Linked DNA regions of Homo sapiens: region 1 is linked to region 2. A link is an interaction called in ENCODE POLR2A ChIA-PET data of the cell type or tissue named here. Cell type or tissue: A673. All regions are shown on one strand.

What was found. ChIA-PET counts read pairs that join two places held together with the same protein. Peaks named below come from ENCODE experiments on the same cell type or tissue, not always from the same donor. Only the 100,000 strongest peaks of a DNase experiment are listed, where the experiment ranks them.
Region 1: POLR2A ChIA-PET joins it to region 2 with 12 read pairs; 2 of 35 experiments call an interaction of 5 or more read pairs at or near these places.

Annotation. Positions count from the first base shown.
Region 1 is chr22:38,691,111-38,699,110 of GRCh38, reverse strand. The region is part of intron 2 of JOSD1 (Josephin domain containing 1); the gene reads left to right. Among named protein-coding and RNA genes, the nearest start is that of JOSD1, 5.8 kb to the left of the region's middle. In A673, no CTCF peak of the experiment used is centred here; no DNase peak of the experiment used is centred here; H3K4me3 peaks cover 1,576 bases; H3K27ac peaks cover 1,868 bases.
Region 2 is chr22:38,798,499-38,806,498 of GRCh38, reverse strand. No RefSeq gene overlaps it. Among named protein-coding and RNA genes, the nearest start is that of DNAL4, 8.4 kb to the right of the region's middle. In A673, no CTCF peak of the experiment used is centred here; DNase peaks (open chromatin) are centred at 1,048, 3,528 and 4,068; H3K4me3 peaks cover 1,030 bases; H3K27ac peaks cover 5,440 bases.

The DNA of each region.
Region 1 (8,000 bases), 110 kb after region 2:
TAGATGGCCTTTCTTACCCACTTAGAACAAATGCCACCCCACAGGTTAATAGAGGTTCAGGTTTTGGCCAAGTACGGTGTAATCCCAGCACTTTGGGAGGCCGAGGAGGGCAGATCACCTGAGTTCAGGAGTTTGAGACCAGCCTGTCCAACATGGTGGAACCCCGTGTCTACTAAAAATACAAAAATTAGCCCGGTGTGGTGGTGCACGCCTGTAGTCCCAGCTAGTCGGGAGGCTGAGGCAGGAGAATCGCATAAACTTGGGAAGTGGAGGTTGCAGTGAGCCAAGATTGCACCACTCTGCACTCCAGCCTGGGTGACGGGTCTCGGAAAAACAAAAAAAGAAGTTCAGCTTTTTTCTCTTTGCTTTGATTTTCTAGAATTACTTTATTAAAGGTTTTGAGAGTCAGTTCTGTGGTGTCTTAATGGACACAACAGCATGGCTGCAGTCCATAGCAACTCAGGTGATGATCTTGCCTGATGACCCCGACTAGAAGTAGTTAGGCCCGCGCAGTCCTCGCTGCAGAGAAGCTCAAGCATTCTTCAAGCAGTGCATATTAGCAATTCCAGAAGACCTTTTTCTTACTCTCTTAGCTTGGAAGTGAAATTGTTGCCACATAGGGACCAGAATTACAGCTGGAAGCAACCTATTTGGGGTGATTTGTAAAACACAGGTATGGACCATTTGCCCTGAAAGAGCCAAAGGCCTACTCTTAGGAGAATGTTAATCCCCAGATGCAGACAAAACTATAATGAGAGTAATTATTTTCCAATGCCAGTAGTAACCAGAGTAATGCCTTACCAGAGCTAATATATCATTTGCATCATGGCCATTATCTGGCAGCAAGTAGAATTGACTCTTCAGGACCTGGGGCACTGGGAGATAAAATAATTCGTCTCAGATCATCAGGTCATGTCACTGAAAGGAGGACCCAGTACATGCTTCCTTTTGGCCAGCCATTAGTATTTCTCCTACTCCTAATCAGATATTTGCAAATTATTTCCTGAGCTAAAACTAGGGAGAAGGAAAGGACTCAGGGTGAGTACCTCAATGGCTTAGTACTTTGTGATATGTATGAACAATCTTGCAACAACCTTATCAGTGATGAACTTAGGAAACTAGGATTCATTTTAGGCGATTTGCCCAGTTTCACCTACTAGTAAATAAATTCCAGAAACAAGATTCTGTGTATCCAGTCACACTCTGGTAGAAAAGTTTTCACTTCTGTACATTTGGCCCCTGATCTGACTATGGGAATAATGATAGGATCACTAACACACATGAACACTTGGTGCAAAGCACCGTTCTGAGTGCTTTCCTTGTGTCCACTCAGTCCTCACACTGATCTTCCAAGATGGATTCTGTTGCTGCCCATTTTTCCAGTTGAGGAAATCATGGCACAGAGTTCACAGCTATTGATGGCAGAATTTGGCCCCACGCCTTTTGACTCTAGAACCTGCCCCGCTAACCGCTCTCCTGTTTCTCGAGTACTGGAAGCGCCTGTAGAGTGCTATCAGTAGCTGTTCCTCCAGCTGCTGAGCTGGGCCAGCACTGACGTTCTGGACTGTGCTCATCAAGTGTGTGTGGATGATAACAAGAGTTTCTCAGCTTTGTTCTCCTGAATACAAGAATGCTAAATATTTGCTAAATGCCCACATGGAACTAAGATCCTATTCCTTTTGAAGCTTTAGCAAATTGTACTGCATTCCCCAATTCTAGCAGCATAATATAAAGATCCAAAAAGTGCTGGCAAGCCAGCACATAAGGGCATGTATTCTGTCCCAACTCCAGAAGTGGAATTCTGTGTAGAGTATTTTATATTGAAAGAATGTATGAGTAGGTAGGAACAAAAAATACAGAAGTGTGAAAGGAATCTAGAGGAAAAAGCAAAGGGAGAAGAGGTGAGGGAGAGAAGATGGAATTTTTTAAACAAACATTGACTAGCTGCCTGCAGAGTGCCAGGCACTATGAGGCACCATAGAGAAAACGAGTCGAACAGGCCTCAGCCCCTGAGAAGCACATCTCAGCTATGCTTTAACCAGGCCTTGAGACTAGATTTAAGTGAAGTTAGAACCCTGGCATTCAGAGCAATTAAAAAGTGAAAAGTGATCAATTTGGACCTTAGCAGATATAATTCTATGCTGTTTAAAAGTGTGGCTAGTGAATGGTAGAAATGGGAGGGAAATGTTGATAAGCACTATTTGTTGAGAGGAAGTTCATCCTAGCAGTTGAATTTTAGCCAGAAAAAAGAAGCAAAATACAAAAGCAGGGTGGAGTTTCAATAGAGTTGTGGATGTGAGATGATTCATGCTTACAAGTGAATAGGAACTCAGAGCTGAGCTAATGACTCAACATGGCGGCAACAAGGACAGGAAGAGAGGAGTCAGGTGTGTCAGAGGCTTGGTCCAGGATTTGAACATAGTGGTAACATCTGCAAAAAGAGGTCATTTGTTTAAAAAGCATCTGTTTTCAACCTGTGAAATTGGAGAAAAGATAAACTGGGCAAGTGTCATCAGTGTATATGTATACAGATGTAGATATTAGATCTCATCATTTTATATAAAGAATGTGGGCCAGGCACGGTGGCTCACGCATGTAATCCCAGCACTCTGGGAGGCAGAGGTGGGCACATCACCTGAGGTTAGGAGTTTGAGACCAGCCTGGCCAACATATAGCAAAACCATGTCTCTATTAAAAAAAACAAAAATTAGCTGGGGTGATGGCACACGCCTGTAGTCCCAGCTACTCGGGAAACTGAGGCAGGAGAATCACTTGAACCCAGGAGGTAGAGGTTGCAGTGAGCCAAGATCGCACCACTGTACTGTAGTGTGGGCAACAGAGTGAGACTCCCATCTCTCAAAAAAAAAAAGGGGGGGTATAAGGTTTGAAAAAAAGGGTCATAGAAATCAAATTACATGATGGCAGCTTTGCTAGGTGGTTTTGAAAATGCTCAGGCCTGAAACATTTTCACTAGACTCATCCCAGTTTTTTAGTGATCAGATTCTTACATCTAGTTCTGCATTCCTCTCCCAAATAGGATTTTTCCCCCCACCCGAGACGGAGTCTTGCTCTGTCTGCCTAGGCTGGATTGCAGTGGCGTGATCTGGGCTCACTGCAGCCTCCGCCTTCTGGGTTCAAGGAATCCTCCTGCCTCAGCCTCCTGAGTAGCTGAGAGTATAGACGCCCGCCACCACATCCGGCTAATTTTAGTATTTTTGGTAGAGACGGGGTTTCACCATGTTGGCCAGGCTGGTCTGAAACTCCTGACCTCGTGATCCACCCACCTTGGCCTCCCAAAGTGCTGGGATTACAGGCGTGAGCCACCGTGCCCGGCCTTGGATATTTAATATTAAAATTTAACCACGGCTGGGCTTGGTGGCTTATGCCTGTAATCCCAGCACTTTGGGAGGCCGAGTTGGGTGGATGGCTTCAGTCCAGCAGTTTGAGACCAGCCCGTGCAACATAGTGAGACCCTATCTCTACAAAAAATTTAAAAATTAGCTAGGCATGGGGGCTCGCGCCTGTAGTCCAGCTACTTGGGAGGCTGAGATAGGAGGATGGCTTGAGTCCAGGAGGTCGAGGCTGCAGTGAGCCATGTTCGTGCCACTGCATTCCAGCCTGGGCAAAAGAGTGAGACCTTATCTCAAAAAAAAAAAAAAAAAAAAACTAGGCAAAAAGTAGCTTGGTATCAAGGGAAAAAAATCTAATGAAAGTTGGAAGGAGCAAAGAGATTGGGGATATTGGTGAACAATTAGCATTCTCTACCACAGAGGATGACTATTCCAGCCTCCCCATTACATAGTCCTTGAGCAGGTGGAAGGGGCCACATTTAGAAGTATGGTGGTTATAACTGAGAAAAGTTGTTGTTAAGTATTAACCTCTAGAGACTTGAATTCTCTTGTCCAAGGGCTAGGCAAACACGTAGTAATAATAGCTAACACCTACGGATTACTAATGTGTGCCTAGCTCTTTGACCCATGCCTGATTTAGAAACATCAGGAAGTTCTGAGCCATATTTTCTGATGTCACATCTCTTCAGATCTGATAAGGAAAGAAAGAATTAGGGCGGGGAAAAGAATCTTGATGAAATGTCTCCTATCTCCTTTTTCATTAATATCCAAAATCATCACCATAGTCAGACACAGTGGAAACCATGAGAGAGGAACAAGGACTTATCTGAGGACACAGACAGTGGGGAGACCTGGACTAGAACCCGTCTTTTCACTTTTTTTTTTTTTTTTTTTTTTGAGACTGAGTCTCTCGCTCTCTTGTCCAGGCTGGATTGCAGTGGCATGATCTCGGCTCACTGCAAGCTCCGCCTCCCAGGTTCAGGCCATTCTCCTGCCTCAGCCTCCCAAGTAGCTGGAACTACAGGCGCCCACCACCACGCCCGGCTACTTTTTTGTATTTTTAGTAGAGATGGGGTTTCACCGTGTTAGCCAAGATGGTCTCGATCTTCTGACCTCATGAACCGTCCACCTCGGCCTCCCAGAGTGCTGGGATTACAGGCCTGAGCCACTGCGCCTGGCCCGTCTTTTCACTTTTACATCACTTCACATCTCATGGCTCTAACCTCTGGCTGTGGATGACAGAAGTGAGAGGCTCACTTTGTAGCCCAGAATTTCTATGGAAATCATTAAGACAGTCCCAAACAGGAGTTTGCCAAGGAGTCTCAAGAATACTTTCCACTGGAATCATCAGGATCCCATGGAACTCAGTGGGACTGGTGTGTTGAAATATCCAGAGCACTCTTCAGTATTGTCTTAGGGTAGAGGCTGACCCTAGCCCTGCCACTCACCAGCTGTGCCTGACTGTGCAAGTCACCATAACCTTTGCACCTCAGCTTCCATGTTTATGGTATCTCAAGATGGCTGGAAGTGATAAAGCCCATAAAAGCAGCTAACACAGTGGCCACTTGATTACTGTTAAAAGTACAAGCAAGTGCTGGTGTGGTGAATACGCTGGGTGGGCCCCACTTATTCAAATGACCATTCCTCTAGCATGAGATGGAAGCTACTCAATATTTCCTGTATTCAAATTGCCTAACGTGTTTATTGAGTTGCCAGTGCCTAGCTGTGAGGGATATAGAGTAAAAAACTATCCAGGGATTTAGTGTTTGATTGAACATATATGAAATAACTGAATTCTCCAACAGTCCTATAAAATAGTAATTATTTCCATTTTTACAGGCAAGGTAACAGGCATGGAGATTAAATCCCACAGTTAGTGTTGATCGGTGCTAGGATATGAACTCAGATATGTATGGTCCTCACTCTCCCTCCCTTTTTTACAGAGGATCCAGGGAAGATCCTATGGAAGAGATAGGGTGTGAAGGAGCTGTAGGATTTGGCTTGGAACAGGAAATAGGATAAAAGAATAGAGGCTGCTGGGCACAGTGGCTCAAGAGGGAGGCTGAGACAGGAGAATCAGTTGAGCCCAGGAGTTTGGGGCTACAGTGAGCCACAATCATACCACTGTAATCCAGCCTAGGTGACAGAGGAAGAAAAAATAGAATAAAGGCCATATGATCATGGTGCCTAAAGTGCACTAAGCCCAGTGAGAGGGATATAGCTGGCCAAGTGGGGCCAGGAAGTGTAGAACTGGCCAACCAGGCAGTTGGTACCATTGTCAGTTCCTATATATACAAAGGGAAGTGAATTGATGCCTTGGTGAATTTGGCAGGAACATAGAGGCTGAATTGGTGGAAGGAGCGCTTGGAAGCAAAGTGATCAATTTTTAGGAATCTGTTTCAGAAGTCAAGGTGTGAGGTAAGGAGCCTCTGGTTAGGAGAGAGATGGAGTGGTAATAGGAAAGGATTTGAATCCAAGACAGAAGATGAAGGACAGGGAAGAAAGATCATTGGAAAGCTAGTTCTGTAAGGTACACCTCAAAACAAATGTGTGGTCAAATTTGTTTGGGAACTGAAGCATATTTTATAATCCCCTTTCCTTGAGATTCAAAGTGAAGATTAGCATGTTAGGGACTCCAAGAATTCTGCAGGAAACCCATTTACCTACTTGGTTCATTCAGCTGTTATTGTATTGGATGCCTTCTGGGATCCTCTGTTAATGAACATGGAAATGGCATCTCCAGGAGCACCCTTGGGAAGCGCCGCTCTAAGGTTTGAGCCTGGTAGGGAGTTAGATGGTGAATGAGGTGGAAGACTCAGCATTTTCCTTGTTGGAGCCTTCATTCATGTACTGGTCAGAGACTTCAGTGAAAGGAACAAGAAACTTGGGAAAGGAACCAATTATATCAGGGGCTAGGCCTTCTTTCATATGTGTTCTGTTCTCTTTTTTTCTTTCTTTTTTTTTTTTTTTTTTTTTTTTGAGACAGAGTTTTGCTCTTGTTGCCCAGGCTGGAGTACAATGTCATGATCTTGGCTCACTGCAACCTCTGCCTCCCGGGTTCAAGCGATCCTCCTGCCTCAGCCTCCCGAGTAGCTGGGATTACAGGCACCTGCCACCACACCTGGCTAATTTTTTTGTATTTTTAGTAGAGATGGGGTTTCACTATGTTGGCCAAGCTGGTCTCAAACTCCTGGCCTCAAGTGATCCTCCCACCTCGGCCTCCCAAAGTGCTGGGATAACAGGCGTGAGCCACTGCACCTGGCAGTGTGTTCTCATTTAATCCAAACGTGTGAGTACCCATGGAGAGCCTTTGTCTTTTTAAGCTATGTTTCATCCCTAGTCCTCAGGGATGTAGCTGGCCTCTCTTCTTTTCAAGCCCCCATCCCCTGCCACTCTGATTCTTGGGTCCTTGCTGTAAGACAGCAAGCATAACTTTGGATTCAAATGAATCCACAGTGGAATCCTAGTTCTGTCACTTGCAAGTGCTCATGGGCAGGTCAGTTAAAACCACCAAACCTCAGTTTTATGGACCTATACAATAGAAATAATTCATATCCTCATAGGTTTATTGTGAAGATTAAATGAAATGCAAATTAAAGTACCTTATCATAGTGCTTGGCACAGAGATTTTTCAATAAGTTATAGTTATTATTACAGGTAAGATAAAGTTTGGTTGCAGATTTCTTTGCTAGCCCTGGAGATGAGCATATAAGCCCTTTTAAGAGTCAGTTACTGATGTTTACAGGGAAAGAGAAGGACAACAAAAATAAACACTGAACATTTCAGCAAACATTCCTTGAGCACCTGTCTTGTGCCAGGCACTCTTTAGGCCCCTAGCAGTGTAGCGTTCACAGATAGTCAAGGCCCCTGCTGTCAGTCTAGTGTAGAAAAACAGACCAATGAGAAACACATCTGGTAGTGACAGGGCTGTAATTAAATCAAAAGGTTGATGTGAGGTAGTGACTGGGAGAAACTTATGGTTGGGTGGTCAAGAAAAGGCCTCTCCGGAGGTTGTAGTAAGCTGAGATCACTCCATTGCACTCCAGCCTGGGCGACAGAGCCAGACTCTGTCTCAAAAAAAGAAAAAGAAAAGGCCTCTCTATGGCAGTAACATTTGACACCCAAACAATAAGGAACTACAGAAAGAACATTCTAGACAGCGGGAACAGTGAGTGCATGAGTGCACAGTGAGAAAAAGAGCTTTGTTTTTAGGGAACAGTAAGAAGGTCAGTGTAATAAAAGGTAAGAGATGAGATCTGCAGGACCTTGAGGGCCTTGCATGCCAAAGGAAGTAGTTTAGAGTGTATTTAAGTGCTTTAGGTGCCATCAGAAGGTTTTAAGCAGTGGCAGGAGTATGTTTGTTGTTTTTAATTCTGTGGGTTTTTTTTTTTTTTCTTTTTTTTTGAGACAGGGTCTTACTCTATCACCCAGGCTGGAGTGCAGTCATGGCTCACCACAGCCTTGACTTCCCTGGCTCAGGTGATCTTCCCACCTCAGCCTCCCGAGTAGCTGGGACCATAGGCACATGCCACCATGCCCGCCTAATTTTTGTATTTTTTGCAGAGACAGTGTTTTGCCATGTTGCCCAAGCTGGTCTCTAACTCCCAGGCTCAAGCGATACTCCCACCTTGGCCTCCCAAAGTGCTGGGA
Region 2 (8,000 bases):
ACAGCGAAACCCCGTCTCCACCAAAACCAGTCAGGCGTGGCGGCGCGTGCCTGCAATCGCAGGCACTGGGCAGACTGAGGCAGGAGAATCAGGCAGGGAGGTTGCAGTGAGCCGAGATGGCAGCAGTACAGTCCAGCTTCCGCTCCGCATGAGAGGGAGACCGTGGGGAGAGGGAGAGGGAGGGGGAGGGGGAGGGGGAGGGGGAGGGGGAGAGGGAGAGGGAGAGGCAGAAAAAAATTTTACATCTGGCCGGGCACGGTGGCTCATGCTTGTAATCCCAGCTACTCAGGAGGCTGAGGCAGGGGAGTCACTTGAACCCAAGAGGCGGAGGTTGCAGCAAGCGGAGATCGCACCACTGCACTCCAGCCTGGGTGACAGAGGGAGACTCTGTCTCAAAAAACAAAAAAATTATATCCAGTGTGGTTATAGAAAATTTGGCAAAATGATTGAACAAATTTGACCTAATAGAGCAACTACAGAATAGATATTCTTTTCAATTGCACGTGAAAAATTTACCCAAACTGGGCTGGACATGGTGGTTCATGCCTGCAATCCTAACACTTTGGGAGGCTGAGGGGGGTGGATCACCTGAGGTCAGGAGTTCGAGACCAGCCTGGCCAACATGGTGAAACCCCGTCTCTACTAAAAATACAAAAATTAGCCAGGTGTGGTGGTGCACACCTATAATCCCAGCTACTTGGGAGGCTGAGGTAGGAGAATCGCTTGAACCTGGGAGGCAGAGATTGCAGTGAGCCAAGATTGCACCACTGCACTCCAGCCTAGGTGACAAAGCAAGACTATCTCAAAAAGAAACAAACAAACAAATGTCCCGCCACCAAGATGTCTACATCCTAATGCACAGATGCTGTAAATATGTCACATGCAAAGGGAAATGTTTCAGATGGAATTAAGGCTGTTAGTTAGGTAGTCTTGAGATAAGGAGATTAACTTGGCTTATCTGGATAGACCCAATGAAATTGTAAGGGTCCTTAGATGTGGAAGAGGGAGTGCCAAACAAGTGATACTCAAATAGTGGAAATGCTGCATGAGAAAGATTCAACCGGCCACTGCTGGCTTTAAACATGCAAAGGGACTGTGAGCCAAGGAATTTGGGAAACCTCTAGAGGCCAGAAAAGGAAAGGAAACGGAGTGTCCTTTAGAGACTCATGAAGAACAGCAGCTCTGGGGACACCTCGATTTTAGCCCAATGAGACACATTTCGTTTTTCATTTTTATTATTTTATTTATTTATTTATTTATTTATTTATTTATTTATTTATTTGAGATGGTGTCTCTCTCTGTCACCCAGGCTGGAGTGCAGTGGCACGATGTCAGCTCCCTGCAACCTCCACCACCTAGGTTCAAGCAATTCTCCTGCCTCAGCCTCCTAAGTAGCTGGGATTACAGGCGCGCGCCACCATGCCCAGCTAATTTTTTTTTTTTTTTTAAGGTAGAGACGGGGTTTCGCCATGTTGCCCAGGCTGGTCTCGAACTCCTAACCTCAGGTGATCCGCCCATCTCGGCCTCCCAAAGTGCTGGGGTTACAGGCATGAACCACCATTCCTGGCCCCAAGGAGACCCATTTCAAACTTATAATCCATTTGTGTTGTTTTAAGTCACTAAGTTTGTGGGAATTTGAAACAGCAGCCATAGAAAAGTATGACGATGATTGACATGCCTGGGTTAAAAGTAAGTTTCAATGAATTTTTGAGAATGAAAGCATACTAAGTAGGAAGCCAGAAATCAATGTTTTTGAAAAAATACATAGCCCCTGCTGGGTGTGGTTTCTCATGCCTATAATCTCAGCTGCTCGGGAGGCTGAGGCAGGATGATGAGCCCAGGAGTTCAAGACCCAGGAGTCCAAGCCCAGGAGTTCAAGACCAGCCTGGGCAACATAGCAAGATTCCATCTTAAAAAAAAAAAAAAGAATCTAGATAATATCCAAATGTTTACAAATTAAGCAAAACACTTCTAAATAACTCACGGATAAAGGAAGAAATCATAATAGAAATTAGACAATTTTAACTAAATGATAATGAAAATGTGGAACAGCAAAGCATGTGAGATGCAGTTGAAGCTATGTTTAGAGGGATATTGGTAGGCATAAATGTATACATTAGGAAAGAAGGAAGGCTGATAGTCAATTAAGGCTCCATCTCAAGCAATTGGAAAGAGTAAATCCAACAGAAAGAAAGTAGAGGAAGTAATAAAGATAATAGCAGAAATTAATACAATAGAAGACAATTTTTTTCTTTTTTGAGATAGAGTCTCACTCTGTTGCCCAGGCTGGAGACTAGTGGCGCGGTCTCAGCTCACTACAACCTCCACCTCCCGGGTTCAAGCGATTCTCCTGCCTCAGCCACCTGAGTAGCTGGGATTACAGGCACTACCACACCCGGCTAATTTTTGTATTTGTAGTAGAGACGGGGTTTCACCCTGTTGACCAGGCTGGTCTCAAACTCCTGACCTCAAGTAATTCACCCATGGCCTCCCAAAGTTCTGGGATTACAGACATGAGCCACTACGCCCAGCCAGAAGACAAAAATATTATAGAGAGAACCAATAAAGCCAAAAATTGGTTCCTTCTAAAATAAGGATTTAGGATGGTTAAGTTTCAGTGAAGCAGAAAGAAGAGAAAGGGCCCTGGCATGGTGGCTCATTCCTGTAATCCCTGCACTTTGGGAGGCTGAGGGCGGAGGATCACTCAAGGCCAGGAGTTCAATACCAGCCTGGCCAACAAAGCAAGACTCTGTCTCTATATAGAAAAGAAAAGAAAGAGAGAGAGAGAGACAGAAAGAAGGAAAGAAGGAAGGGAGGGAGGGAGAGAGAAAGAGAGAAAGAAAGAAAGGAAGGAAGGAAGGAAGGAAGGAAGGAAGGAAGGAAGGAAGGAAGAAAGAAAGAGAAAAAGAAAAAGAGAGAGAGAGAGAAAGAGAAAGAGGCCGGGCGCAGTGGCTCACACCTGTATTCCCAGCACTTTGGGAGGCTGAGGTGGGCGGATCACGAGGTCAGGAGATCAAGACCATCCTGGCTACCACGGTGAAACCCCATCTCTACTAAAAATATAAAAAATTAGCCGGGCCTAGTGGCAGGTGCCTGTAGTCCCAGCTACTCAGGAGGCTGAGGCAGGAGAATGGCGTGAACCCGGGAGGCGGAGCTTGCAGTGAGCCGAGATCGCGCCACTGTACTCCAGCCTGGGCGACAGAGCGAGACTCTGTCTAAAAAAAAAAGAAAAAAGAAAAAAAAGAAAGAATGAGAGAAAGAGAGAAGGAAGGAAGGAAGGAAAAAGAAAGAGAGAGAGGAAGGAAGGAAGGAAGGAAGGAAGGAAGGAAGGAAGGAAGGAAGGAAGGAAGGAAGGGAGGGAGGGAGGGAGGGAGGGAAAGGCAGGGAGAAAGTTCTGGGAGCTAGGGAGTGCCCGGGGTGGGGAGCTCCAAGAACAAGCCCCAGGGAGCTGTAACAAAGACTTTGTCACAGCTAGCCTGAAGCTAGCTGTGCTCTGGGAAAGGATCCAAGCTTACAGCTGAGCCACATTCCCCACCTTTGGGTCATCTGGACCTAGCATGAAGCAACCCCCAGGAAACTGGAGAACTGCCTCGTCAGGAATGGAGTGAGAGGTGCTCAGGGATGGGGGTAGGAGAGCCTAACACCTCTTCCCCTTCCGCTCAACTCTGGTCCACACAAGGCTTTCTCTTTTTTTTTTTTTTTTTTTTTTTTTGAGACAGTCTCACTCTGTTTCCCAGGCTGGAGTTCAGTGGCGCAATCGCGGCTCACTGCAGCTTCCAACCTCCACCTCCCGGGGTTCAAGCGATTCTCGTGCTCAGCCACCCGAATAGCTGGGATTACAGGCATGCACCACCATGCCTGGCTACTTTTTGTATTTTCAGTAGAGACAGGGTTTCACCATGTTGGCCAGGCTGGTCTCAAACTCCTGACCTCAAATGATCCACCCACCTCAGCCTCCCAAAGTGCTGGGATTACAGGCATGAGCCACCACTCCCGGCGACAAGGCTTTCTCTATTTTAAGAATTCATTAAACATTTCCTGTGCTCTAGAAACCATACTGAGAGCTGGGGATTTGGAAATGAACAAGGCAATGGGAGCATGGTGCAGGAGGAAGAAAATGGGCTCTCATGATGCAGTTTGGGGCTCAGATTCTGGCTCTGCTACTGAGAGACAGGTGACTCTAGTAAACTCAGAGCCTCAATTTCCCCATCTGCAAAATGGGGACAATAAAACTGTTCTTGCTAGGTGGTAGTGAGAACTAAACAAGAAAATATAAATCAAGTGGCAAATAACAGCTGCTCAATAAATATAATGATTTTTCCTGCTCCCAGGAGCTTTCAGTCCAGAACAAGGCAGCCATATACACAAACAAGTGACACTCAAATAGTGGAACTGGAGGTACATCCCTGCAGTATCTGAACAGAGAAGCTGTTGTTCAAGTCTATCTGTTTTGCCTGAGTAGGGCAACATGTGTGTGTGCTGTCCCGGGAGAAGCTTCATAACACTCAACACACACTCACCCCAGGTGTCAAAAACCTATACTATAATCTCAGGTTCAGATCTTTGCGTCCAGCCCCCTATATGATCTTAAATCTCCTTCTCAACTTCCCGCTAAGTGATCCTCCAGCCAAGCCTTAAATACCTCTTCCTCCAGCAAGAGGACCCAGGAGTCTAGGTCACATAGAACCTTAGAGACAGGGCTAGAATTCAAGCATGAGTCCTTTCGCTGGAGGGAAAAGAGGAGAGCGACAGACATTTAATCCCCCGTAAAGTGCTGCGTGCAAGTTATGCCATCCAACCCTCATGACCCTTCCCATTTTATAGATGAAGAGGGTTGGGCTCAGAGAGGTCTAGTGACTTGCTGAGATCACAGAGCTGAGAAGCTGAGATTTGAAATCACATCTGCCTTATTCCGAAGCCCCACTGTGGCAGAGGCGCTAGTTGGACATCAATACCTGTTCTCCTATCTCCTTCATGGAAATAGAACCCCTCGCACACACCTGGTTTTTAGCTAGGCGCAAATATGGCCATCCAGAATAAAGACTACATTTCCCAGATTTCCTTGTGGTTAAGCCACACAACTAAGTTCTGGGCAATGGGATGGAGTAAAATGATGCACGTTGCTTCCCAGCTGAATCTTTAAATGGAGATGGCATGCCGTTCCCCTCCTCTCCCTTCCTTCCTCCATCCTGTCGCATGGGATGGGATGTGGTGTGAAATAGCTTGGGCCATGAGAGCAAAACCCTAGGGATAAGAGCATTGACCATAAGCTACATACGGTGAAAAGGCTTTTTCCTCTAACCAAATTGGTACATGTGTTCATTCATTCATCACACCAACACTCTGTGCCAGACCCTTTGTTAGACACTAGAGTTATGGATTAGTCAGTTCTCACACTGCTATAAGGAAATACCTGAGACTGGTTTAAAGAAAAGTAGTGTAATTGGCTCACAGTACTGCAGGTTCTATAGGAAGCATGGCCGGGAAGGCCTCAGGAAACTTACAATCATGGCAGAAGGTGAAGAAGAAGCAGGCATGTTTTCACATGGCCGGAGCAAAAGGAAGAAGCATGCGGGGAGGCGCTACACACTTTTAAACAACTAGATATTGTGAGAACTCACTCACTATCACAAGAATAGCACCAAAGGTGGAAATCTGCCTCCGTCATCCAATCACCTCCCGCCAGGCCCGCCCCTGCAACACTGGGGATTATAATTTGACTTGAAATTAGGGCAGGGACACAAATCCAAACCACATCAGGTTACAAAAATAAATCAGTCACCTTGGCCTGAGGTTTTCTGTGTCTTGTAGTACTTGCCCCCCCAGGATTGTGACTGTCTATATCTGTCTTTCCATTGGGTTGTGAGGACTGAGTCTCAATAATCCCTATGTCCTCAGCAGCTAACTCCAGCAAAGAATTGGCTATAAAAAGGCAACCAAGTGGAAATGTGAAGGATGGGAAGGACTTAGGTAGGGGAAGAAGGAGGTTCAGGCCCCATGTGTGTCAGAAGTAACAGAAATTCAACCTGAACCAGTGTAGGCAAAAAGTGGGGCATCTATGAACTCTCATAATCAACCTATGGGAACAGCTGGCCTCAAGGACAACTGGACCTCCAGCAAGGCTCTTTGGTTCCCTGTCCCTCATGCCTTCTGAGTGTCTGTATTCCTCCAGGTTGGCTTGCTCTAAGAGGCTCCTTAGCATGCTCAAGTCTATGCTTAGTTTAAAAAAACAATCTCAGGGAAGGATTATGACTGCTTCAGCTTGGATCAGGAATCCTTCCCCAGGGAGGATGAGGTACAATGAATACCATCCCCAACTAGAACCACAGGGTTGAGTGAGGATAGGAGTTCCCCCAAAAAAGAAAGGGTGCTGTTTCCCAAAGGGAAGGATGCTAGACAGACAAATCACAAATATCAGGTATTTTCAGCTGCAAGTAGCAGAACATATGGTTAAAATGTGGCTTATACAAGAAGCCTGGAGGTAGGCAATTTCAAGATTGGTCAACTCAGCCACTCAAAGACTCGATGAAGCCAGAATCTCCCATCTCCCTGCTCCACCATCCTCCGCATTTGGCTTCCTGTAGCCCTGACCACTCATGGATGTAGCTTACCAAGGCTATTTCAGGATCACGTCATCGCCCAACTGTGTTCAAGACAGGAAAAAAGGGAGGTGATTACCTCATCACATCTGTTTCTTTATGAGGGAGGAAAACTCTCTGGAAAGCCCTCAGAAGGCAATTATGTCTCATTATCCAGAAGTAGGTCACATGCTCACCCCAAACCCATCTCGGGCGGAAATGGGAGTACCATGACTGGTTTAAACTAGACAGGACTCATCCTTTGGGACTGGACCCAACTTCCCTGAGTATGTGCTACTCAGTACCCATACTCAATAGCAACTCTCACAGCAAAGAAGGCTGGGAAGATGGCAACTGGGTGGGTAGGCAGACTCAGTGTCTACATTTCCCTGCTTCCTTACAAACAGAACCACAATTCTATTGGAGGCTGCAATAGGCCCTGCTAAAATATATTCTCCAGCCTCCCTTGCAGCTAAGATCATCATGTGACATCATTCTGACCAATGAGATGCTAGAGGAAGTGTCATTTAAGGGCACTGACCCAGTTAGCAATCATTAGTTTGTCCTTTGTCCTTCCCCCTTTTACTACCTGGGTGCAAGTGAGATGCTGGAGGTATGGGGGTGTGGATCTTGTGCTGGCTCAGCTGGGTCCTTGATGAGACCATGGAGACCCATGCCTGGTAGCCCTGAATTACTTCTTGTTACATGAGAAAAACAAACACTTTGCATTGTTTAAGCCACTATTTTTCCAATCTCTGTTACTTGCAACTGATCCAATTGCTGATTCCTGGGTGTCCACCATCAGCCACTTTAAACAGCAAGAGCAGCCCAAGAAAGGGTGTAGCTGGTACTAGGCTGAGTCTTGGAATTGACAAGAGCTGAGTCTGGGAGCAGTAGAGTCTGACCCTCTGCACCTCAGTCATTCATTCACACACTTATTCACGAAGCATTGACTGGGCACCAACTCTTGGTTAGGTCCTGTGTGGTACATGGGATGCAAAGATGAAGAGGGCAAGGCCCTTGCTCTCCAGGAGCTCACAAAGGGAGACAGAGAATGAAACTCAAGTACAAAATGGTGACGAAGGGCAGTGACAGGAACATGCACCAGATGAGACAGGAACACAAAAGACTCTTCTGACTGCAAGAGATGAGATCCCAAAGTATACAAGCTTAGGCCAAAACCTTATGGGCTCATAGAACCAAAAGGAGGGAGGGAGGAGCACAGGGAGGATGTGGGCAGAGAGAATTTGTGAACAAAGGCAGGGAGGTGAAAAACAGCTTGGCGTGTGTGGAGAGCCATGAGAGTTGGTGTAGTGGAGGCGTAAAGCACAGGGGATGGAGCAGCAAGAAGAAGATGGGGGAGCCCGGGGCCACGCCATGGGGAGGCTTAAATGCCAGGACAGGGCAGGTGAATGTCACCCT